Regions from separate parts of the Homo sapiens genome. Here regions 1, 2, 3 and 5 are each linked to region 4. The links are chromatin contacts, found by Hi-C or POLR2A ChIA-PET in ENCODE. All regions are on one chromosome and are shown on one strand. Each heading gives the region's core, a stretch centred on a gene start or an enhancer-like site at or near the end of the contact. The rest is flanking DNA. Distances are from core to core; before and after follow the strand shown. Region 1 holds the start of TMSB10 (thymosin beta 10). Region 2 holds the start of KDM3A (lysine demethylase 3A). Region 3 holds the start of KCMF1 (potassium channel modulatory factor 1). Region 4 holds the start of GGCX (gamma-glutamyl carboxylase). Region 5 has its middle 25 kb from the start of KCMF1.

Region 1 (2,700 bases), core at 78-2,577, 660 kb before region 4:
AATCTCGTCTCTACAAAAAGAACACAAAAGATTTGCCGCTAGTGGTGGTGCACGCCCGCAGTCCCAACTGCTCAGGAGGCTGAGGTGGAAGAATCACTTGAACCGGGGAAGTCCAGGCTGCCATAAGCCGTGATCACACCACTGCACTCCAGCCTGGGTGACAGAGTGAGACCCTGTCTCAAAAAAAGTAAATAAATAAAATCAGGACCGAATTTAGGATGTCACCACCAAATCCCACTTTAAAGAGCTCGGTAATACTTCACACTTAAAAAAGGAAAGGTCAGGACAAATAAAAGAATGACCAGCCTTAACTCCGGGGCTGGTAATTTATGGAACTTATTACCTAACGGTGTTGCACAGGCTGAAAATACAACTTTTCTAAGAAAGATGTGAATAATTGCAGTATACCACTCCTACAATGGGTTAATAAGAAAAACAAGAACGTTTGTAGGCATGTGGGTCTCTATTATCCTCAAGGTTAACTTCAAGGAGGAAAACCGCACCCGCTGATACAGTGTTTCTAGGAGCTCGACGAGAAAAGGCAAACTGCGAGCCTTCTCGGGACGCCCTGTTCCCACCACAGCCCTTCACACAATGCGTCTAACAGCATTTAAGGAACACCCGCCACGCCAACGATCCTGCTGGAACCGCCCAGTTCAGGGAACAGGGGACGACTGACCAGAAGGCAACCGCCCCCAACCTGAGCAAAGAGCGCTGGAAACCTATTCCCCCCTCCCCCTACACCCCCCCGCCCCCCGCTCCACTACGGGACCCTCGGCTCGAATTCTTTTAGTGCAGGACCACCTTAGGACTCAGCCTCCCTAAGGAGAGGAAAAGTGGGGGAGGGAAGGGGACTCTGGAGGAGCAAAAGCAAGAGGCCTGGGGGCGACTGGGGTGGGGCGTCTCCTAGAGCGAGGATTGCTGCAGAGTGCGCGTGCACGCCCGCACATCCACACCCACGGCTACACATCATATCTGCACACGCACAAAACCACACACCCTCCCACGCCGGTCCCATATCCTTTCTGCGGGGTGAGCAGCAGATTCCCGGAAAGGGGGAAATGTAGCCGCAAAAGCAAAGCCGGGGGCCTGGCGCCCACTCTGGCGGCGACTACAGCCCCCACGCTGGGCACACTGCGAGCTGGGGGTGCCCGGCGCGGGAGAAGCCGCGCCCAGCCGGGCTGGTAGCCCAGCGGGGGGCGCGGCAGGGCGAGGAGCAGCCCGCGCTGCTCCCGCCCCTCGGGTGCCAGCACCGCCCCTGCTGCGGCGGGTGAGGGGCGGGGCGGGGCGCGGCGTATATAAGGCTAGGGGCGGGCGCCGCTCTTTTGTTTCTTGCTGCAGCAACGCGAGTGGGAGCACCAGGATCTCGGGCTCGGAACGAGACTGCACGGTGAGTGCGGCGCCGGGGCGGGGGGCCCACCCAGGGTGTGGTCGGATCCGGTGCACCGGGCGGGCGCGCCGCAACCGCGACAGGCGCCCTTCTCGGACCGGACGCAGGGGCCGGCGACCACGCCCTGGGACCGAGAAGAGGGGTGCGGGACGCGCCCAGATCCTCGGCCTTGGGGCTGCTCGGCACGCCTTGGCGCGAGTGCCACGTCGAGAGGCGTCGGCGGGGAGCGCGGAAGGGGACGCTGGCCCCCAGGCCCAGGTCAAGCGCCTTGGTTTGCCCACTAGGATTGTTTTAAGAAAATGGCAGACAAACCAGACATGGGGGAAATCGCCAGCTTCGATAAGGCCAAGCTGAAGAAAACGGAGACGCAGGAGAAGAACACCCTGCCGACCAAAGAGAGTGAGTGTGCCTCGGTCTCCCGCGCCCCAGCCCAGCCCCTCACCCTGCTCTTCCTTGCAAACCCACTCCTCCACCCCCCACCCCGCCGTTGTCCCCGGTGTGGGCGGCCCCGGCCACTCTTTCAGTTTCACAAAGCGCCTTGTTTCTCCCCAGCCCCAAGCTTCCTTCTAAATCCCCACACCTCGTGGGTGCCTCGCCCACACCGGGAAGCACCTCGGTTGCGGGTGGGGGTTGCAGCTCCCCTCCAGCGCCCGCTTCCCGCTCTCCACAGCCATTGAGCAGGAGAAGCGGAGTGAAATTTCCTAAGATCCTGGAGGATTTCCTACCCCCGTCCTCTTCGAGACCCCAGTCGTGATGTGGAGGAAGAGCCACCTGCAAGATGGACACGAGCCACAAGCTGCACTGTGAACCTGGGCACTCCGCGCCGATGCCACCGGCCTGTGGGTCTCTGAAGGGACCCCCCCCCAATCGGACTGCCAAATTCTCCGGTTTGCCCCGGGATATTATAGAAAATTATTTGTATGAATAATGAAAATAAAACACACCTCGTGGCATGGCTGGCGTGGTCTGAGTCTTTTAGTTGAGTATGCGTGGGCAGTGCCACTGCAGCAAAGCCCCTCGATGGAGTAGAGTTCCTGCCGCAAAGGGGAGGAGGTGGGTCGCAGAATGGGCTGACTCGGAGGGAGTTTTTAATTTTGGCTTTACCTGCTTCTCCGTAAGATTTCATGACTTGTTAGCCACTTAACTCTTGCTCGTAAGCAATCTGTGTAAAATTTAACCCCACTTTGTCCCCAGGTTGCGTTGGAAAATGCTTTTTCAAAAGAGCAAGGTTTGCTTTTGATAAGCTTCGAAAGCCCCACTGTTTCCCTCTGGCCTCCTCCTAGCTGACTCAGAAGGGAACACTGATTTTA
Region 2 (2,700 bases), core at 65-2,564, 880 kb after region 4:
ACCATATGTTCTGGTTTCTTTTGCTTATCTCGTTCCCATTTCTGCCTTCTTTCAGCTGGATAGGTTTTTTCTTCTCATTTAGCAGCCCCCTTCCTTTAAATGGTCTACAGATTATAAATCCAATTTAATTCTTGTTACTAACTTTAAAAACTTAAAATCACATTCAGAATATGTATATTGAAAATCAACATCCAGAGTTGATTTGCATCTATAATCCCTTATATGTTTCCAAACATTCTCTGATTATACGTTTCCACGCTTGTAAAATGGGAGGCATGAGTTCTTCTTAAGGATTAAATGTGATGTAATGTCAAACACTAGCCTTTATGAACATATCTTCAATTTCTTCATTCCATTTCTTTTTCATTCAATCAAAATACTTCAGGTCCAGAGCACACAATCACCTCTAAACTCCTTTGTCCTTCAAAGTCACCTTCTCTTTCATCTCTTCCATCATTCATTATGGCCTTCAACTACTTTAAATTTCTTTGTAAGTATCTGAATACCTTCTCAATCCCACTTTGGAGAAAAAAAAATCTCATTATACATTGTATTTAAAGGTCTCTTTTGCTCTAAATTTAATGAACGTCATTATCCAGTAACTCCACGCCTTTCTTCATTTATCCTTCAAAATGGCGGACTTTAGACGTTCCACGATCAGTACCACGTGCGCCTGCGCCTCCCGCAGCCATTTCGCCCAGCAGCCTAAGCTCGGCGAGGCGCCTGCGCACGAGCCTCCAGAGCACTATCGCTCCTCCCTCTAGCTGAGTACGCCTGAAACCGCACGTTCTCTTCCCTGCCCTCCCCCGCTAACCCTGCACCGCCCTCACCCTTTCCTGTGAGATTCTTCCGCCAAGTGGAAGGCTCATCTTCGGTCGACAGCCTACGCGGTTGAAGAACAATCCAGTAGGCACTTATAGCTCAGGGTCTCGCCATTCAGTCTTATCTATGCGCCACAGCAATTTTCCTCCGGGCCCCAAAGTTGATAACCGATTTCGCGGGACTTTTTTTTTGCATACTGTGAGGCAACAAATGGAAAGAATAGGCCTATGGCGGAGGGATCACTCGCTTATTCTCTGTGTACTTTAACCTAATGGGGGTCGCCCGGGAGTCGGAAGGGGGAGGGGAAAGGGAGGAGGCAGCCAAGGAATTGTTTTTTTCTCTGGCCCCGCCCTCGCCCGGGGGGCCAATGGTGATGATCTGTTTCCCCCGGAGCCTCGCCCAGCTCCTGTGTTTCAGCCAATGAGCGGCGGAAGCGGCTCCGAGGGGGGCGGGTCCGGGAGGCTGTGCGTGTCTTGTGAGAGCTCTTGAACCAAGTCAGCGCTGGAGTCGGCTAGGCGGCTGGAAACGGCGGCTGCCGCCGGTGACTCAGGGAGGCGGGAGGCGGGGTAAGAGCGCCGCGGCCTCGGCTGCGGGGAGAGGGGAGAGAAAGGTGAAAGCGCCGAGCGCGCGGCCCCGTCGCCCGTTGGCAGCGGCGCAGGCCCGGGAGACGGGCGCCCGGGGTTCGGGGCCGGGGAGCTGGGCGCCGGGGCGGGGCGGCGGGGCAAGTGCGGAATCGCGGGCTCGCCCACCCTCCCCCGTGGGGCCGCCCGGGGCGGGGACCCAGCCGCCCGGGACCGGCTCTCTGCACCAGGGGCCTTTTCTTTTCGGGGCTGGGGGCTGAGCACTTTCAAATCCACTCGAGCCGCAGATAATTTTTCCCTCACTCCCTCTGCGGTTGCGTTTGAGCTGTTAGAAAAGCCAAACTTGGGAGAGCGAGGGTCACGCGGCGCTGGGGCCCGGGTGTGTGGCGGGGGAGGGCGGCGGGGGGCGGGAGGGCGCAGGAGGGGGGCTCGGTGCGGGTCCGCCCGGGGCCGCGTCCTCGCGCGGGTTCGGCGCCCTCCGCCCGCCCTCCCTGCTGTCTCCGCCCGGCCCCCTCCCACCGGCCGCCCCCGTCGCATTTTGTTTTTGTGTTTTTGCAGGGAGGAGCTCTTCCTGCAGGCGTGGAAACCATGGTGCTCACGCTCGGAGAAAGTTGGCCGGTATTGGTGGGGAGGAGGTTTCTCAGTCTGTCCGCAGCCGACGGCAGCGATGGCAGCCACGACAGCTGGGACGTGGAGCGCGTCGCCGAGTGGCCCTGGCTCTCCGGGACCATTCGAGCTGTTTCCCACACCGACGTTACCAAGAAGGATCTGAAGGTACAGGCGGCTCCGGGCCTCTGCCACCGGACGTTTCGCAGTTACCGTGGTAACGCGACCATCGGTTCCCTCCTTCCGTTTTCTGAAAACGGAGACCAGAAAGTTGGCATATGATCTGAAGGTGCAGGAAGCTAGATCTTGAAAGTCTTTGGAATGGTTGTATAGAGCCGAGTTGTGTTTGGCCCACAGCTCCTGGCTGCCTGGCTTTAATAATGGGCTTAGGGTTGTTCAGACACGCTTCATTAATGCCGGTGCTGTGTCCCACCAGGACTGTCTCATCTTTACTGCAGAGGAGGAGGAGTATTTTTGTTAGCGTTAGGTAGGGCCTGTAAGTGACGTTTGGAGTCATTAAGAATTGAAGGTTAGTGCTTGGAAGTACTTTCAGCTGGTTTTGTTTGTTTGTTCCTGTTAATTTATTCACTCAACTTTTAAAAAAACTTTCAGACTTGTTAAAAATGAAGTGAGTGTAGAGGGAGGAGCTTAAGTTCTGTTTGGCGTATTAGGATGGGTGTTTGTCCGTATA
Region 3 (2,700 bases), core at 186-2,685, 590 kb before region 4:
CAATGAAATACGGTAACAATCTTTTTACTGTGTCCTGTGCTAGGTATTTTATATGCATTTTAGCACTTAACCTCCAAACCTCTTATTATTAAACCTCTGTTGTTACGTCCATTTTAAAGATAGAAAAGTCAGGGCACAGAGAGGTTTAGAGATCACACAGCCAGCAAATGGTGGACAGTATAAGAGTAACCTCAAAGCAAGCAGTACCCCAGATTCCAATTTCAGTTGACTTAGCCTGGTAACAGTTCAATTTTATGCAAAACCCACAACTTCAAATGGAAAAAGATAAATTAAAACAACCACAAAAACCAGACAAATGGAGGCTCAGCAGGCCTTGTAGCTCATCCACGGTTACACAGAGGATCTCAGAGCCAAAATTCCATGGCCGATCCGTCTTGACTTCAAAGCGCGATCTATTTCCACCAAACCACGGAACCATCGACACGTGGTAAGGGGCAGTACAAAGATTTGTTGAATTAATAATGCCTGAAAACAAATTGACAATAAGAAGGTAAAAATGGAAAACACAGATAAAATCGGAAAAGCAGACCACTTTCAGGAAACAAAAAACTCCAAATTTTCAAGGCAGGGCATTCACGGTGAGCCAAGGCGCTGGGACAAAGTTTGCGCGGGTACCGCCGGACTCCCGGGCTGCCCGGCGCGGAGTCTTTAACGGAGATGGTTCGCAAGGAATCGGCCTCGGAGCCCGGCAGCCTCCTGGCTTCCCTCCTGACCACCAGTAACCCGGCCGGGAAACACTGGCGAAGACCGGGGGCCAGTCGCCTTCCCTTTCTGGGCTGTTGGCTTAAAATACACACAAACACAAGTCCCCAGGCGGTCCGCGGCCTCTCAGTGGGGCTGGAGCTCGCTGCCCGAGGCCCGCCCGGAAGCCATGCACCTGCGGACAGGAGTCTCTCCGAGTCGCAGCTCGCCGCCGAGAAGCACCCACCTCCCGCGGCCGGCGCAGCCCAAGGCCCTGGCCCCTATAGCCCGGCCTAGGCCCGCCCCAGGCGGGGCTAGGGGCGGCGTGGCGGGCGGGCGCCCCTCGGGCCGCGCCGGTGAGCAGCGGGAGCCGGCGCCGGGCATTTCCTCTTCCTCCCTACGCGCGGCGCGGCGGCGGCGGCGGCGGCCAGGCCGAGGCTGGGCACGGGCGCCCGATCGCGGCCTGCTGGCTAGCGCGGGCAAGCGCCGCGCCCCGAGCCGCCGTCGCCGCGTCGCCCCCGTCGCGACCGCCGGCCGCGGGGCCTCCGGGCGGCTGGGCCCGGCGAGGGCAGCGAGAGGCGGGGCTGGCGTGCGGGCGGCGGAAGGAGGCGGAGGAGGAGGAAGAGGAGGAGGAGGAGGCGGCGGCCGGGAGCCGGGGGAGAGGGGCGGGGGGTGGGCCGGGGGAGGGGAGGAGCGGGATTTGCGGAGCGCCGCGCCGCTGCCGGGAGCCGGCAGGCCCGAGAGTGACCGGAGTCACGGCGGGCGCCGGCGGAGCTGCGGCGTCGGACCCGCCTCCTGGAGGAGCTCAGCCCCGACCAGGCCCGGCCCCATTCCCGCCCCGCGCCGCCTCCCCGCCGCCGCCGCCGCCGCCGCCGCGGGAGCGCTCCCCTGCCCACCCCGCCCCCGCGGCCGAGCCCGGGAGTCGAGTGGGAGTCGGCCGGCCGGCGCGGGCAGCGCCGGGACCCCGCGGGGGACACTGCAGCCGGAGCCCGGGAGGGGCCGCGCCGCCACCGTCTGAACTAGGATGTCCCGACATGAAGGTGAGAGGAGCCCCCGCCCCCACCCGCACCTCCCGGGCCTCGGCCTACCCCGCCCGGGCCGGGCGCGGCGGAGGGCGGCCGGGAAGCGGCGGAGACTTTGGCCGAGCCCGAGCCGGGCCCGAGGCGCTGGACCCGGGAGCGAGCGAGCGAGGGCGGAGAGCCGCGGCGCCGCTGCCGCCACGGCCGCGGCCCTTAGCTGGGCCTGGTGCTGGAGGCGGGGCGGCCCGGGCGGCCGGAGGGTTTGCACTGTCATGGGGCGGAGGGGGAGGGGAGGCGGCGGGGCCCGTTACCGGCGGGAGCTCGGCCTTCGGGACTGATACCGGACGCCAAGGCCCGCCCGGCCGGTTCAGGAGCCGCGGGCCCCAGCGCGGCCTAGCGCTCCCGCCGCCCCGGAAGAGCCCGGTGTGGTCGCAGAGCCGGGCCGCGGGCGGCAGCAGGAGGCAAAAGAGCCGGCCCGGGACCCGGCAGGCGCGTCCGGTCGCCGGGAGACGACGGCGAGTGTCCCCGCCTGCGGGCGACCGCGGGGCTGGCGGGAAGGCTCTGCGGCCAAGGGACGGGAAGCCCTCGCCGCCTGGAGCCCGCCCCGGCCTCGCGGCTAGGCCTCGGCGCGTCCCTGGGCTCGGGTAACCAAGTTCCCGGGGTGGATCCGACCCCGCCGCAGCAAGCAAACTCCCTGCTCAGTCACCCAGGCGGAGCAGGGCTCGCTCCCCGCGGCCCTGGTGCCCTCGCCGGCATGTGCTGCCTACCAGACCAGGTTTTGGAAAATGACGATGGTGAGGTCTGTTCATGGTCGGGGGTCGTTTTGGACCTTGTTTTGCCATTTTAAAACACGATTGGAGTACAGTTGCAAATAAGCAGACAGCTCTAAGCCCAGTCCCAGGGCACAAAGAGACAAATGTTTAGGGTCGATGTATAGGCTTTGAGCTGGTAAGAAATAAGTTAACTTTAATTTATTGCC
Region 4 (2,700 bases), core at 6-2,505:
GGCAACTTCATGCCACAAGCAAAATGGGTCACTGCTGCCTCGCCTCTACATATCATATAGCATTTCTAGCTGGGTACGGTGGCTCACACCTGTAATCCCAGCACTTTGGGAGGCCGAGGCAGGCGGATCACCTGAGGTCAGGAGTTTGAGACCAGCCTGGCCAACATGGTGAAACCCCGTCTCTACTAAAAACACACATACAAAAAAAATAAAAAATTAGCCGGGTGTGGTGGTGGGCGCCTGTAATCCCAGCTACTCGGGAGACTGAGGGAGGAGAATCGCTTTAACCCGGGTGGCGGAGGTTACAGTGAGCCGAGATAGCGCCATTGCACTCCAGCTTGGGCAACAAGAGCGAAAGTCCGTCTAAGGAAAAAAAAAAAAGCATTTCTGGCCACCAAGTAAATCCTAACTGTAGGAGACAAAGCAGGTTTAATCCTAAACTTCGCAAAGACCTCTTCTTTTATACCAATGTCTTCAGCTCTGAGGAAAAGGGAGCTAAGTCTACTTGCAACCAAAAAATAGAGATTGTCATTCTCCACTCTCAACCAAATTGCTCCCACCCATAAACTGGACTCACCAAAAAGAAAACGAAAGACAGCTAAGCTTGCAGGGTCCGTTGGTCGATTCAGCAGGGTCACCAGCCTCCGCCAACTGGACAAATCTGTCCACTCAAAACCCAAGAGTTTCCCTATTCGGCTGTCCTGCCTGGGCCCTGAGATCAGTTCAGCCTTGTCTTTCTGTACTTTATCTGCAATCAATAAATGGAGAAAATATGTGTGCGGGGGTGGGCTCCACCTCAAATCAAAGAAATCACTGCACCAACAGCTCAGAGCTTCCGCCCACCCGGGTCGGCTCAATGAGGTTGCCTCAATGATCTGACTATAGGAAACATCCCTGCAGTGCAGCCCCCTCTCCACGATCCCCTAATGTCCCAGAACCCCTCAGACTACAGTCCCCTAACCGCAGTGTTCCCGAATGTCATCATCATTCAGAAGCCGCAGGCTGCAAATGTCTCACAGCACGCCCCCTTCCCCACAGAGGACCCCCCCCCCGCCTCACCGGGAGACACTGGGCGTCCTCCCGCCCCCGCCCCTCTGAGACCAGCGCTCCTAGGAACTCTCCGCCGGAGGGCGGGGTCCTAAGCCTACCTGAGCTGGGCGAGGTCCGCGCGGACCCGGCAGACACCGCCATTGCTCTGCGGAGGAGGCAGGTGGGTCACAGCTGCCGCGTCTGAACGGAGGCCGCCAGGAGAATTTGCTTCCCTAGGCTCCGCCTCCCGACGCGTCAGCGGCTGTGCGGCCGGCCGCAAAGCGCCAGCACTGTCGTAAATACTACCCACGACCGGCGGCGCCGGATTCCTTGCTTGGCGGCAGGGGGCGGAACAAGGAGCCTTGGAGCGGGGCAAAGGTACCCCTTAGTGCCGTTGATCTCCAGGGGCATTGTTAGACTCGCCTGTTATGCCTTCCGAGGGGGCCTCTGCTTTTTAAACACTGAAAAGAGTCTGAGTTCCCCAACTTCCTTGGGTCCTCCCCGACCCCATTAGTCCTCTCCGTCCCTGCGTCCCTGCGGTGCTCTCTGGTGTGAGGGATCGGGCGCAAAGGGCAAACTTTTTGTCAGAGTGACGCCGAGTTGAGGACGCGCCTGGAAATGTTGCCTGGGTTTTGAGCCATTGCACGACCCCTTCACTTTCTTTTCCAGGACCTGCAAAGAACCGAGGTTTCAAAGCAGTAGGGGCCGGGCACTGCTCTCGCTTGTAATCCCAACAGTTTGGAAGGCCAATGCGGGAGGATCGATAAAGAAAAAAAAAAAAGGCAACAACAAAAAAAGAAAAAACACTAAAAAAAAAGTTAGCTGTGTGTCGTGGCGCGCTCCTGTGGTTTCAGCTACTCGGGAGGCTGAGGTGGGAGGTTCGCTTGAGCCCAGTAGTTCGAGGCTGCAGGGAGCTGTGATCGCACCACTGCACTCCAGCCTGGGGGACACAGTGAGACCCCGTCTCAAAAAAAAAAAAAAAAAAAAACAAGCCGGGTGCGGCAGCAAGCCTGTAATCCCAGCACTTTGAGAGGCCAAGGCGGGCGGATCACTTGAAGTCAGGAGTTAAAGACCAGCCTGGCCAACATGGTGAAACCCCGTCTGTACTAAAAATACAAAAATAATCCGGGCATGGTGGCGTGCGCCTGTAATCCCAGCTACTCGGGAGGCTGAGGCAGGAGAATCGCTTGAACCTAGGAGGCGGAGGTTGCAGTGAGCCAAGATCGCGCTACTGCACTCCAGCCTGGGCGACAGAGTGAGACTCCGTCTCAAAAAACAAAAAACGAAAAAGAAAGAGAAAGAAAAGAAAAGGCGGGAAGAAAAGAAAGAAAGAAAATTAAAAGCAGCCAGGGAAACAGGAACAACATAACTGAAGAGGGGATACAGAGCAAGGGCAGTGAGTAGAGTGTGGCCCATCAGGGAAGGTTCTCAGAGGTGAGTCTGGAGCAGAATTAAATACCTAAATCTCTCCACTGGGATTAGCCAGCAGGAAAAGAAGAAGGCATCCCAGAGAAGCGGTTCTCAAACAGTTGGGTCTTGGGAACCATTTACAGTGTTAGAAATTATAGAAGACCCTAAAAGCTTTGTTTATGTGGATTATATCTTTCAATATTTGCCGTATTAGAAATTTTTTTGGCCGGGCGCGGTGGCTCACGCCTGTAATCCCAGCAC
Region 5 (2,700 bases), core at 190-2,689, 620 kb before region 4:
GTTAGAAATACAGATGGTAACCTGGTACCAGCAACCGACATCTGAAATCAGGGCAGTCTTGCGGGATGGAGCTCTTTGGTGGCATTGACACTAATTCTAGGTAGATAATGTCAGAATGGAATTGATTTGTTGGATACCCAATTGGTATCTGGAGAGTTGAATAACTGGTCAGTATAAGAAAAAACTCACACATTTGGTGGCAGAAGTATTGTGAATAAAAACAGTTCAGAGCTCCCCTACTCCCAAACCAGAAAACCTGGAGTCATCTTCGATGCCACCCTCTCACCACCCACCCTCTGCACTATCCCTGCCAATCACTTGCCAAGTTACCCTGATTCCACCTCCAAATACCTCTCTCATCTCCCGTCTTCACTTTTCATTCATCATTTACTCATTCAATCACAAATATTTGCTCTTATCTTCTCTGTGCCAGGCTTTGTGATAGGCATTGGAGTCAGAAGAATGAATGAGACCTGGTAGGAAAATCACAATCTAGTGGTAAAACAAAAACCAGAACACAATCATAAAGCAATGGGATTCACACTCAGAAATGCATAGAGCTGCTGGGCGTGGTGGCTCATGCCTGTAATCCCATCACTTTGGGAGGCCGAGGTGGGCGGATCATGAGGTCAGGGGTTCGAGACCAGCCTGACCAACATGGTGAAACCCTGTCTCTACTAAAAATACAAAATTAGCTGGGCGTGGTGGCACATGCCTGTAATCCTGGCTACTCAGGAGGCTAAAGCAGGAGAATCACTTGAACCTGGGAGGCAGAGATTGCAGCAAGCCGAGATCGCACTACTGCACTCCAGCTTGGATGACACAGTGAGACTCTGTCTCAAAAAAAAAAAAAAAAAAAAGAAAAGAAAAGAAAAGAAATGCACAGAGCATCATAGAGTCCAGGGCAGGGGTCCCTGACCAAGCTCGGGAATGGTGGGGGATGGGGTGGGGACATCAGTGGAGTTTTTTGGGGTTTTTTGTTTTGCTTTGTTTGAGACAGGGTCTTGCTCCGTCACCCAGGCTGGAGTGCAGTGGTGTGATCATAGTTCACTGCAACCTTGAACTCCTGGGCTCAAGGGATCCCCCGGCCTCAGCCTCCTGAGTAGCTGGGATTACAGGCATGAGCCACCACACCCAGTCAATAGACTTTTCTTGATGTGGGTGACACCCAAGCTTTAAGTTTGAAGACTAAAGGAGAGCTGGCACACCAACAGTATACGAGGGGAGGGGAGGGGAGAGGGGAGGGGAGAGGAGGGGAGAGGGGAGGTGAGAGGGGAAGGGAGGGGAGGGAGGAGGGGAGGGGAGGGGAGGGGAGAGGACACAGCAGGCTGGTAGGGCAGCTTTGAATATGGCTCAGAGGCGAGGCGAGCAAGGTCTGAATCACTTCTGCTCCAAGTCCAGGCCCACATTACTTCTTATACGGACAAGAGGCCAGTAACTGCTCTACCCACACATTCTCCTCCCCTACCATCAGAAAAATCTCCCTAAAGCTCAAATTTGACTTCCTGTCTCCCCTGCTTGCTACCCTCTGCTGGTTCCCCTTTCTGATCTGTGGTGTCTCAGCTCCACCTCTGTTCATAAACTTCATATGGTGCCTTCAAAAGTATTTCCGTCTCTGGACCTTCATCCCTGCACTACTGTCTGCCTGGAATTTCCTGCCCTGCCTTGGTTGATGAGGTGGACTCCTATTCATACTTCAGAGTGACTCAGATGTGACTTGTTCCACAAAGTCCCCACCCACTTGCACTCACCTCCGTGGTGCACGTATTCCAGGGCCGTGAGCTTCACCTCTCTGCACGTCTCCCTCCTGCTACAGCTGTGAGGGTGCAGACCTCCTCTGCTGGCACCAGGGCCCGGCCTGCAGTGGGCCTTTGGCAAATGAGGAACTAGGGCTACCGGTAGGTGAAAATGCAGCTAATGCCCAGGAAGCTAGAAGCTGTTGGAACATTTCTGAGACCCTTTAGACCTGGAAATAGCTCTATGTTAGAGGGTTGCTGATAGAGAAGGCTGGAAGTGAGGTCCCTCTGTCCCCAGCTCGCCTCAGACCCTGGTTCCAGATACAGTTGCATGTGTTTCCAACCAAGACTCTGACCTGGCTCCTCAACCAAACCTCCCCTGCGTCCATGGATCTATCTGAACTCCCATTTATAATCGTAAGAGGCTGTGGGTTAGAGGCGCTGTGCTAATGATGGCTGTATGGTTATTATGATTGTGAAGTTGTTATATTTTACATAGAATACAAGTTTATGTACATTACGATTAAGACTAGTAAAGCTCTTTGGAACTTTAAAAACAAATCCCAGTCAGGCGTGATGGCTCACGCCTGTAATCCTAGCTCTTTGGGAGTCCAAGGCAGGAGGACTGGTTAAGCCCAATTCTCCAGGAGTTTGAGACCAGCCTGGGCAACATAGTAGGACCCCATCTCTACAAAAAAATAAAAATCAAAAAATTAGCCAGACGTGGTGGCATGCACCTTTAGTCCCAGCTACTCGGGAGGCTGAGGCAGGAGGACTGTTTGAGCCCAGGAGGTGGAACCTACGGTGAGCCATGATCTCACCACTGCACTCCAGCCTGGGCAACAGAGTGAGACCCTGTCTCAAAAAAACGAAACAAAACAAATCTCAATTCAATTACATTTAATTATTTCAAAAACCAAGCTCTCTCATTGTACAACATTCAAACAATAACGTAAGAAAAAGT

What was found. Hi-C counts contacts between places; a loop is a spot of excess contacts on that map. ChIA-PET counts read pairs that join two places held with the same protein, here RNA polymerase II (POLR2A). Pooled maps may share reads with other maps.
Region 1: a pooled map shows a loop between it and region 4 (3-fold over the local background). The contact joins the promoter of TMSB10 here to the promoter of GGCX in region 4. A Hi-C loop is called at or near these places in 5 of 50 pooled maps. POLR2A ChIA-PET finds 5 or more read pairs at or near these places in 3 of 52 experiments (B cell, CD8-positive, alpha-beta memory T cell and MCF 10A).
Region 2: a loop to region 4 is called in a pooled map, with 13 times the contacts of the local background. The contact joins the promoter of KDM3A here to the promoter of GGCX in region 4. A Hi-C loop is called at or near these places in 1 of 37 single-sample maps with no recorded cell type and 6 of 50 pooled maps. POLR2A ChIA-PET finds 5 or more read pairs at or near these places in 1 of 52 experiments (WTC11).
Region 3: a pooled map shows a loop between it and region 4 (5-fold over the local background). The contact joins the promoter of KCMF1 here to the promoter of GGCX in region 4. A Hi-C loop is called at or near these places in 5 of 50 pooled maps. POLR2A ChIA-PET finds 5 or more read pairs at or near these places in 7 of 52 experiments (A549, H1, OCI-LY7 and 4 more).
Region 5: a pooled map shows a loop between it and region 4 (2.9-fold over the local background). The contact joins the enhancer-like site here to the promoter of GGCX in region 4. A Hi-C loop is called at or near these places in 4 of 50 pooled maps. POLR2A ChIA-PET finds 5 or more read pairs at or near these places in 4 of 52 experiments (A549, HEK293T, PC-3 and 1 more).

Annotation. Positions count from the first base shown.
Region 1 is chr2:84,904,329-84,907,028 of GRCh38, forward strand. It overlaps TMSB10 (thymosin beta 10), which reads left to right and starts at 1,328. Exons shown (of 3, transcript NM_021103.4): 1 at 1,328-1,390; 2 at 1,675-1,789; 3 at 2,061-2,343. The coding sequence starts at 1,690. The coding sequence ends at 2,095. LOC105374836 (a long non-coding RNA gene) reads right to left here and starts at 2,693. Exons shown (of 2, transcript XR_940308.3): 1 at 2,335-2,693. RefSeq lists a silencer at 1,085-1,624 and enhancers at 1,591-2,700, 2,595-2,654.
Region 2 is chr2:86,440,057-86,442,756 of GRCh38, forward strand. KDM3A (lysine demethylase 3A) reads left to right here and starts at 1,315. Exons shown (of 26, transcript NM_018433.6): 1 at 1,315-1,388; 2 at 1,962-2,177. The coding sequence starts at 1,992. RefSeq lists enhancers at 384-927, 749-948, 1,029-1,108, 2,099-2,158 and silencers at 1,239-1,628, 1,849-1,898.
Region 3 is chr2:84,969,726-84,972,425 of GRCh38, forward strand. It overlaps KCMF1 (potassium channel modulatory factor 1), which reads left to right and starts at 1,436. Exons shown (of 7, transcript NM_020122.5): 1 at 1,436-1,742. The coding sequence starts at 1,727. RefSeq lists an enhancer at 363-442 and silencers at 941-1,190, 1,221-2,310.
Region 4 is chr2:85,560,238-85,562,937 of GRCh38, forward strand. GGCX (gamma-glutamyl carboxylase) reads right to left here and starts at 1,256. Exons shown (of 15, transcript NM_000821.7): 1 at 1,149-1,256; 2 at 578-748. The coding sequence starts at 1,191. RefSeq lists an enhancer at 1,230-1,459.
Region 5 is chr2:84,944,877-84,947,576 of GRCh38, forward strand. No RefSeq gene overlaps it. Among named protein-coding and RNA genes, the nearest start is that of KCMF1, 25 kb to the right of the region's middle. RefSeq lists a silencer at 1,218-1,367 and an enhancer at 1,538-1,707. Within about 2 kb of position 1,440, at least 20 of the 41 ENCODE cell types and tissues checked have a DNase peak (open chromatin) inside an H3K27ac peak, as active enhancers do; they include PC-3 and PC-9, where a contact is called at or near this core.